Linked DNA regions of Homo sapiens: region 1 is linked to region 2. A link is a contact called in ENCODE Hi-C or POLR2A ChIA-PET data. All regions are on one chromosome and are shown on one strand. Each heading gives the region's core, a stretch centred on a gene start or an enhancer-like site at or near the end of the contact. The rest is flanking DNA. Distances are from core to core; before and after follow the strand shown.

Region 1 (5,168 bases), core at 2,630-5,129, 36 kb before region 2:
GTGAGATAAATACTTTGGAGGGACAAAAAAAAAAAGAGAGAGAGAGACTAGGCAGACATAGGATGAGCTGGCAAATGTGGGTAGCCTTGGACTGACCACATAGTGAAATAAAATAACAGCTAATGTTTGAGGGCTTAACATGTGCTAGCTACACGGGGTAGTGCAAAAAACTTTGTTAGAAACTATCCAACAATTGTTTTGGGCAGGTGACATTACTAGCTTCATTTTACAAATGAGGTCCTAGAGACAGAGAGAGGCTAAGTCACTTGTTCCAAGTCACATAGCTGGTTAGCAGAGGGGCCACTTCCAACCCTGTCTATTCCCTGCATTGCAACACGATTGCTTCTCTGCCCAGTGTCTATCAGACTCAACACCAAGTTATTGGATACGACTGATTTATTTCTTTGATCATTGCTTCCTCTAAATGGATAATTTGCCTCCTTCTCTGGGAAAGACAGCAAAGGACTATGAAGACACTTGTCAGTCCATGATGGCTTAGGAGATTGGGGGTCTAGAGAACTGCCCATTGGCATGCTAGCAAACTGAGTGGTACCTCAACTGGTCATTGGTCTTCTATGGACTTTAGTCTCTTCATCTATAAAGTGGAGGTGGACATGTTTCATGATGGCAAGAGTTCTAGTTAGCTTAAAATTTTGAGAGATCCCCTCCGTTTGCTAATTATGTGAGCTTCTAAGTACTGTGATCTCTTCGAGTCTCAATCTCAGCACCAGGCCAGTTGCAATGATAATTGTACTTTCTTTGTGAAGATTAAATGGGCCCTGATGCAACCATGGCTGAAGAACAACCACAGGTGAAATTGCTCTTGAAGGCTGGCAGTGATGGAGCCAAGACTGGGAACTGCCCCTTCTTTTTTTTTTTTTTTTTTTAATTGAGACAAAATTTCACTTTTGTTGCCCAGGCTGGAGTGCAATGGCACGATCTCGGTTCACTGCAACCTCTGCCTCCCGGGTTCAAACGATTCTCCTGCCTCAGCGTCTCGAGTAGCTGGGATTACAGGCACGCACCACCACGCCCAGCTAATTTTGTATTTTTAGTAGAGACGGGGTTTCTCCATGTTGGCGAGGCTGGTCTCGAACTCCCGACCTCAGGTGATCCACCCACCTCGGCCTCCCAAAGTGCTGGGATTATAGGCGTGAGCCACCGCGCTTGGCCAGGAACTGCCCCTTCTTCTAGAGACTGTTCATGGTGCTCTGGCTCAAAGGAGTCACTTTCAACATCACCACCATTGACACCAAGAGGTAGACCGTGACAGTGCAGAAGCTGTGCCCAGAAGGGCAGCTCCTGTTCCTGCTGCGTGGCATGGAAGCACACATAGACACCCAAAAGATTGAGGAATTTCTGGAGGCAGTGCTGTTCCCCTGCAGGTACCCCAAGCTAAGAGCTCTAAATCCTGAGTCAAACACAGCTGGGCTGGATGTATTTGCCGACTTTTCTGCCTACATCAAGTTCAAATGCAGGACTCAACGATACTCTGGACAAGGGGCTCCTGAGAGCCCTGAAGGTTTTAGACAGTTACTCAACATCCCCCTTCCCAGAAGAAGTGGATGACAGCAGTGCTGAAGATGAGGGCATCTCTCAGAAGAGGTTTCTCGATGGCAACGAGCTCTCCCTGGTTGAGTGCAGCCTGTTGTCAAAGCTCTGCATAGTCCAGGTGGACTGTGAGAAGTACCAGGGCTTCCCCATCCCTGAGACCTTCCGGGGATGGCATCGGTGCTTGGGCAGTGCCTATGCCTGGGAAGAATTCACCCCTACCTGTCCACATGATGAGGAGATCAAACTGGTCTGCAAGCAAGTGGCCAGGACCCTCAAATAAGCCCCTCCTAGGACTCCCTCGGCCCCCTCCATGTTCCCCACAAAGGCCCGGAGGGTTTTCACACCGGCCCTGGGGGTTTCCACATTGCTACCCAATGGACACACTCCAAATGGCCAGTGGTCAGGGACTCCTGGTGCACTTGTGCAGGGGTGTCGAGGGGGAAGGGGGAATGAGGGAAAAGGATGGGGATCCTGGGTGAGATTCGTATTGTGGGGTGGGGCAGGTAGAGCAACATACTTCACTAATAAAGTACAGAATTTAAAAAAGATTAGGGCAGGTGCAGTGGCTCACACCTGTAATCCGAACATTTTGGGAGGCCGGGGCGGGCGGATCACCTGAGTTCAGGAGTTCAAAACCAGCCTACCCAACATGGTGAAACCCTGTCTCTACTAAAAATACAAAAAATTAGCTGGGTGTGGTGGGAGGCACCTGTAATCCCAGCTACTCTGGAGGCTGAGGCAGGAGAACCACTTGAACCCACAAGGTAGAGGTTGCAGTGAGCCGAGATCACATCATTGCACTCCAGCTTGGGCAACAGAGTGAGACTCTGTCTAAAAAACAAACAAACAAAAAGATTAAATGAGGTAGTGCATAGAAGTCCACTGAGGCAAAACCAGGCAAGTCACACTTATGAGGATGGTTTTCTCATTGCAAACCCTAATCCCCACGTGTCAGAGGCTCCATACGCAGCAAGTTTTTTCTTCATTACATAACAGTGCAGCACTGATTTTCCCAGCTGGTTGGTTCTCATGGGAGGCTCTCCTCCTCCCAGGTATCGGGAGACCTCTTAATTCAGCAGGTGGAGAGGATGGAGGATGGGAGCTGGCATGCTAGATTTTGATGGATCAGGCCCGGAAGTGGTCAATATCACTTTTGTCACTTGTCATTGGCCACAACTCAATCACTCATTTCCCCCTAACTGCAAGGGAGGTTGGGAAATGTGGATGGCTGTGTTCCTCGGAGGAAAAGGAAAATGATTTGGAGAACGAGTTGCTGGTCTCTGCCACAGAGCTCTATAAATGATAGATAGTGATGACCATGACATTGTTGTTGTTAATCATTGTGTGGGAAGAAAAGAGAGATCCCATGACTTATTGGGATCAAGAAAGGATCAATCGCCATTTCCATACATGTGCAAGTGTGTGTGTACAGAGTGCGTATATGAGTGCATGTTCCCCAGAAAACCGAAGTCAAGGCAAACCTAATGTTCTGCCATTGGATTAGGGGGTGGAATCCCAGGGAGGGTTCAATACTGAACTGGCCAGCACTTGGTATTAGGAGCAATTGATTGCACAGTTTTAGGGGACTCTTCCAAAAATCCATATAGACAACTGCTTCTCAGGACAACCATCCAAGGAGGAGAGAAGAGAACAATTTGCCCACTGGTTCATGCTGCCCATCGGCCAATTATCTACTCTATGATGCATGAAGTCTTTCCTGTTGGTGCGTGGCTGGGCACTGGGCAGGTGCCACAGCATCCACGGCCTCCAAGGTGACAGGAAGTCCCCAGAGTGGGAGGAGGACTATGTCCAGCGTGGACACAGTAAGGTGCTTTGCAGAATGTGTTTGGAACCATGAAGGTCTGGCTGCCATAGTGGTGCCTAGAGTAAGGAGCCAAAGACCGCAGGTGAGACTGCGGTGATCTAGTAGTAGAGACGAGGTATCTGATACAGGTGTCACCTTTGCCAAGCTCACGGAAACCAGAACTGAAGAAACCCCTTGGCTCCAGGGCACTGGGTCAGCACACGGCCACATCCCTGCCTGCAGCTGAGCATGATTTCTGCCTTGCACTGTATCTGACCCTTGAGAGTTTGAGTGTTTGCTGGAAATAAAAAGCCCATGCACACATGATCCTCTGGGGCCGAGGCCCTGTCATCCTTCACGAAAATGAGCCCTTCAACAAATGTAAATACCCTCCGTGTTCTCCCGGAGGCCGGTCCTAACAAGGCCTCGCCAGGGCGCCTCGTAATCCCTGGGATTGCTGGAGCTTTTAGGTTTAACAGAGCAATTTGTAAGGCCGCCTGTCTTGCAGCCAGCTCTGCGGCGACTTGCCTGCGGTATGTTCCCTGGCGTCTCCTAGAAACTGTGGGCTGGACTCACGCAGGGCAGGCGAAGGGCTCTGCCTACCCCAAACTTGGAGCCCTCTGGATCCCAGAGTCTCACAGTGCTCCCGGGAAATTTCATAAGGGCAAGCATGATGCATTAGGCTTGGGGGAAGGGAATGAGATCCAAAGCCTGGAAGATGTGAGAGGTAGCAGACACCGTCTAGGAAAGCTGGGGTGATTTCCGAGCTTTCCGTGCAGGGTGCACGGTGTGGCGGAGGCAGAGCTCCAAGAGCTAAAATTCCCAGCTCGGCTTGGGGCCCCGGGTTGTGCCTAACTAGCTGAGGACCCTCAGGCAAGCTGACACCACTCCCTTCAATGGCTTCCAAAACCCTGGCCAAGGTTCTAAGGTGTGCACAGTGGGCACTGCTCCCCTCCCCACCCCGTCTCCCACCTCTGACCCTCACCCTTCCCAGCGACAGGGTTCTGTATTCCGTGCGGCCTGCCACGGGCCCGCCTCGGGGGTGCCCTGCAGAGCAGCCCGAGCACCTCCCTATGCACGTAGCTCCCTCCCTCGCGGCAACAGGCCGACTTCATCTCCCACCCCGGGAAGCCAGGCAGGACCCGAGACTGAGCTCTGGCCAGCGGACATGGGAAAGAGTGCCAGCTGCCCCTGAAACTTCTCCTGCCATTTGCTATGATTTCTTTTTTCTGTCTACTGGCCGGACACTGAGCTCCAGGGAAAGAAACTCCAAGACCTAGAAAACGGGTCCTGGACTCTCGAATGGCTCCATGGAGCCAACCACCCACCCTACTGCCCCACATTCTGTGCCGAGAGAGGAGCATGAGTCAGGTGAAGCTCCTGAAACCTGGGGTTGCTTGTTACAGCAGTGAGCCCCTGCGCATATATACATACTCAAGACACCAACTTAACCTCTTTGAGCCCATTTGCTTCATGGTGAAAACAGTAACAGTGCGTCTGCCCTGCTCAGCCAGCAGGGCTGCTGTGGGCTCAAGTGAGGTAGCTGCCACTCTGGTGCTGAGTCAGACCGGCCCCGGGGCTGCATCCCGTCAGCCCACCTCCAAGGCTGTTCAGCAGGGCCACCGTCAAGATTCAATGAGGTCGCGTGGAGAACGTGTCTCGATAGTGCCCAGGCCTGCAGTGGGCCCTGCGCCCATGCCCCTGGCCTTCCTTGGGGCTGGCTACCCTTCACTGTGCTCCCCAGCTCCAGTGCCAGTCTTCTCTGTCCACCTCTGAACTCTGGAGACGACAGAGCCTGAACCCCCTCATC
Region 2 (5,080 bases), core at 1,421-3,920:
CTGGAGGCCACCTAAATAGGCCACCGTGCCCGGCCTATTTAGATTAAAATAACTAAATTTTATTTATGGAAATGTTTCAATATCCAGCCCTGCAGGGATGCCCACCGCCTCCTGCACTGGCCCTTTCTCACAGTCTGTTGCTGTCTCCCCTTGGAGGGAACCAGGGGGGACTTCCTCCCAGAGCCCACCCTTTGGTGCAGGTGAAAACATGGTGCCCAGTGGGATGAGTTCCCGGTGAAATGTAGAGCCTCAGTGGAGCTGACACCAGTCTCTTGACCACTTGTCCCTCTTTACATGTAGGAAGCACTTTACAGCTTCACCCCTTTGAGCTGTGGACTTTATGTACATTAGCTGATCTCACCCAGCCAGCCTCAATGTCCTTTTCTGCAAAATGGGCATCATAATAGGAGTGTTCAAGTAAGTGCTTGAAGTCTGGGAAGAATCAGGCAACATTTCAGAGCTCTCTGGAATCGAGGTGGACTTGAATAGACTAGGCCATTTTGTTTTCCTTAAGCATCATGGTGAGGATTGTTGAGTTTGGTAGATATTGTTATGTCCATTCTCCAGACTCACCTCTGAATATTCCCAGATGTACTTCCAGGAAGCTCTGGGCTGCAGGGAACACAACATCCAAAAATGTGGCTTAAGTAGGAGGATTATTATCTCACTTAAAAAGAAACCTGAGGTAGGTTGTCCCAGGCTTGGTTCAAAAGTTTAGTGATTCATTGACTCGTTCATGCAACAAAATGTTTTTGAGTGTCTTATGTTGAGACACAGTATAGGAACTGGGGTAGAGCAGTGAATAAACACAGTCCTTGCCCTGGTGGAATTTGCATCTGAGCATATATCATTCGCGACTCAAGATCTTTTTCATCTTTCCCATCTGCTCATGTACTGTGACATCTCCCTTATGAATGGAAGGCAGCTGTCACATCTTTATGAGTCAGCTTCACAAGCAGGAAGAAGGGGATAGATTGTACTACTCCTCACAATCTTTCTTTATCAGGAAAGTATTTACTAGACATCTTCCTGTTCCATTAGAATTCTCATTATTTCTCATTGGCCAGAAGTCTCAATGACCACATCAGAAAAGAACAGGACGGCCATGAATGGCTTAGACCAACGAGGATTCATGCACCCATTCATTCATTCTTCCGTCCACATTGCCTCCCCATAATACTTGCAAAAAACTGGGGTTCTGTCAGCAAGTAAGAAGGGGGATTGGATGGTGGGCTGACAACCAGCAACGTCTGCCAGAGTCTACCAGACTCATCTCTGATGCTGTCATTTCTGCTATCAGATTTTGGTGTGAGGCAGCACAAAGGCAATGCCATCATCACATCTGGGGTCCATGTTTCCTGTCTGTACGATTAAACCTGACACCAGAATAGCAACTGTCCAGCTCTATCACGAGGTATAATTGAAACAGGACACTTGCTGACCCCGGTTCTTCTCTACCAGATTTTCAACTTGGGGCAAATTACTTAGTCTCTCTGTAGCTCAGTGTTCTCTTCTGTGAAATGTGAATACGTGTAGATCCAAGCATTGACCCAACTCTCATCTCCCTCTCCTTCCTGTATCCACTCCTTTTGCCTTGCACCTTCTCAGTTCCTCCATTGTAGGTTGCATAGACTCCCCTATCCCTTGACTTGGAGAATATGGCTTGGTACTTAACTTGGCCAATGGCATGCTAGCAGGGATGATATAAGCAGGGGTTTGAAATGAGTTTGCAGTGGAGCTTACCTTCTTGCTGCTTGGCCATTGCCACAGAGGATCATTCCCCAGGTGGTTGATGTGCCTTCAGCCTTGGCCCCAGAATGGAAACACATGGAGCACATCTGAGCTCAACCACCAGTGAGAAGTCACGCCCAACTGGGCTTGCACCTTGGGCAGAGCCACCTTGCCCAGTCCACCCTGACTTGACTGAGCTCCCCACCCAATCTGTAGACACATGAGTGGAAATAAATAGTTGCTTTTTTTTTTTTGAGACGGAGTTTTGCTCTTGTTGCCAAGGCTGGAGTGCAATGGCGTGATCTCGGCTCACCACAACCTCCGCCTCCTGGGTTCAAGCAGTTCTCCTGCCTCAGCCTCCAGAGTAGCTGGGATTACAGGCATGCACTACCATGCCCGGCTAATTTTGTATTTTAGTAGAGATGGGGTTTTTCCATGTTGGCCAGGCTGGTCTTGAACTCCTGACCTCAGGTGATCTGCCCACCTTGGCCTCCCAAAGTGCTGGGATTACCGGTGCGAGCCACTGCACCCGACCCATGTGAAGCATTTGTAACACAGCTAGAGGATTTTCCTCCCCAAAGCCTATTGGAATCTCACAGGGGCCATTTTGTTTTCTAAGTTAGCAATTTCCTTTCCTCTCTGCTATTCATGATCTCATTCAATCCCTGTGTCTTCCTTATCCAATCAATATTTGTGTGATTGTCACTCTGCAGAGGAGAAAACGGGCTCAAGGATGGAACTCTTCCCAGGCCGTGCCCACCGGCCACATGGCACAAGCAAGATAGGAATCTAGGTATGCCTGACTCCCGCACCGCCCTCTCCTCCTGCACCTCCTGACCCGCCTCCTGTTAAAGTGAGTCACAGGAAGACAGCAGCCAGAGAGCTGGGAGGGCGAGGAGAGCCTCTACCCCAGCTGTGGAGTCATTAAATGCAGCATTGTAAAAAGATCACTTGGCAAAAGATGAGCGATAAATTAAATTACTCAGATCACACACTCTGCAATCAAAGGCACTGTCTCGGAGAAGCAGAGCACTGGCCTTTCTAAGCTGGGCTCAATTACATGCCACAAGGAGACTCCATTTCACATGGACTAGGATCAAGGACCCCCAGAACAATCCTCAGGGGGCTTTCTGGGCCGTGCCTTTTCCGCAGCACCCCTTCGATGATGGTGGACCCCAACCTTGGTTCCGAGGATTCGCTGGGGAGAAGAGCTGGCCATGTTGCCCTTTCCCCACTGAGTCCTGGTTTAAACGCCACTCTACCCAGAAACCACAAGTTTATGAATCCCAGAAGTTTCGCTTGCTCAGGTCTGGCGGAGAGCTTGGCTGACGTTACAGGAGACATTTTTCTCTGTCAGGCAACAGAATACAGCACAAAGAAGCCAGCTGCGAGGCCTCAGAGCCCAAGTCTCTAATTAAAACAGTGGAAAATTAGATAACTTCACAAATTCATCACTGCCGCCACTGGCTGTCAGAGAAGAGGCTCGGGGCTACCCCCCACCTTTTGTTTATATGCTAACGGGGTCCCTTCAGTTGGCCTTTGCCTGTGTGTGTGTATGTGTGTCTTTGTGTGTGTGCATGTGAGCGTGTGTCTACATTTTATCTTCCTCCTGTTCTCCTCTCTCTGACTTTTCTTTTCTTAGTCCTCCTTCTTCATCCCAGCCAATAAAATCTTCATAGCCAAGTGGTTAACCAAGGAAGGAGAATTTAGGAAAACATTAATTTTTATCACCTTTCCAAGCTTGAAGAGACACTGTTCAAGATGATTTTATGCAACATCTCTTTTAGCTCTTCCAATAACCCTGTAAAGTGGTTCTATCTACTTTATTTTACAAAAGAGGAAACTGAGGTTAGGAGAGCTTGACTCACTGCTCCAGGTTCCCCAGTCAGAGGTAGAGCTGAGACTTGAACCCAGCCCTGCTTGATTGAGAAGACGTTGCTCTTCACTGTGCCATATCTGACCTCAACATAGACTCTGACCTTTAGGATGTCCAGTCCCACGGCAGAGGTTACAAGAAGTCCGAGGGATAAACACAGTGGTAGCTATGACAGCTAGCATTTATTGTGCTTTATAATCATAATCTGTTTTTTATCACCCAAAATATCATGAGTTAGGTGCTCTAAATATTCCCATTTTACAGAGAGTGAAATTGAGGCTTACAGATGGGAACAGACTCTGTGGGGCAGCTCTTGTTCCTCAGCCCTCACCATTCCCAGCACCAAGATCTCCCAGCTGGAAGTTTTCTCTGGTGGCTGGAGCCTGCTCTGCCCCACATGCTTGGCAGACCATCATGCCAGGGATTTAACGTCCCTGGGAGCATAAATATCTCAGCTCCCTTGCTTCAGATAAAACAACGCTGAGGCATCCTTTCCATGGTTTCACAGAAGTCCCCAGGAGGGCTGAGCTCTAGTTGCCCAAAATGGTAAATGCCTGGGTAAGGATCTCTTTGTTGGCCGTCTTCCCTGTCTCATCTCCCTGCTCCTTTACAGATGTTTCCTGGCATCTCCTCCCAAATAAACTACTTCTGTTAGAATTCCTTGTCTCAGGAAGGACAATGGCTAAAAGAAGACACAAAGCCAAGTCTGCCCCATTGCTGAGAAGGGGTTTTTATTCTTGCATGTCAGAATTCCCTGGAAACTGTCAATTGACTTTCATGAAAATAATTCAATGCATCATTTTTAAAAGAAAACAAATGCTGATATATATATATATATATATATAATATGAGATATATATATATATATAATATGAGATATATATATATATAATATGAGATATATATATATATATATATATATATATATATATATTACACTAGTAAAGCCCACATAAATAAAAAAGAAAACATTGATACTAGTCACAAGAGTTAATGTTTTCTGAGCATATCTTGAGTACTGGATACTATTTTTATTTTTATTTTTTATTTATTTTATTTTATTTTTTGAGACAGAGTCCCACTCTGTCAGCCAGGCTGGAGTGCAGTGGCATGATCCTGCCTCACTGCAAGCTTCGCCTCCCGGGTTCACGCCATTCTCCTGCCTCAGCCTCCGGAGTAGCTGGGACTACAGGTGCCCGCCACCACGCCCAGCTAATTTTTTGTAGTTTTAGTAGAGACGGGGTTTCACCATGTTAGCCATGGTGAGCCACCACGCCTGGCCGAGTACTGGACACTATTTTTAGTGTTTTAAATGCATTATCTCATTTAATCCCCACAGATATTCTCTAACATGGCTATAATAATCACCCACTTTTAGTGGTGAGAAAATCGAGGTTCAAGAAGTTTTAAGTGTTTCTCAGGGTCACTCAACCAGTGAATGGCAATGCCAGGGCCCAAAACCAGTACCATTCA

Evidence for each region. Hi-C counts contacts between places; a loop is a spot of excess contacts on that map. ChIA-PET counts read pairs that join two places held with the same protein, here RNA polymerase II (POLR2A). Pooled maps may share reads with other maps.
Region 1: a map of transverse colon shows a loop between it and region 2 (2.8-fold over the local background). The contact joins two enhancer-like sites. A Hi-C loop is called at or near these places in 4 of 168 maps with a recorded cell type or tissue (endothelial cell of umbilical vein, heart left ventricle, sigmoid colon and 1 more) and 3 of 50 pooled maps. POLR2A ChIA-PET finds 5 or more read pairs at or near these places in 2 of 52 experiments (AG04450 and HEK293).

What each region holds. Positions count from the first base shown.
Region 1 is chr16:86,431,507-86,436,674 of GRCh38, reverse strand. It overlaps the pseudogene LOC401864. Among named protein-coding and RNA genes, the nearest start is that of FENDRR, 75 kb to the left of the region's middle. RefSeq lists a silencer at 3,152-3,381. Within about 2 kb of position 3,879, at least 4 of the 41 ENCODE cell types and tissues checked have a DNase peak (open chromatin) inside an H3K27ac peak, as active enhancers do; they include sigmoid colon and transverse colon, where a contact is called at or near this core.
Region 2 is chr16:86,394,666-86,399,745 of GRCh38, reverse strand. No RefSeq gene overlaps it. Among named protein-coding and RNA genes, the nearest start is that of LINC00917, 52 kb to the right of the region's middle. RefSeq lists enhancers at 2,222-2,821, 2,626-3,265. Within about 2 kb of position 2,670, at least 8 of the 41 ENCODE cell types and tissues checked have a DNase peak (open chromatin) inside an H3K27ac peak, as active enhancers do; they include sigmoid colon and transverse colon, where a contact is called at or near this core.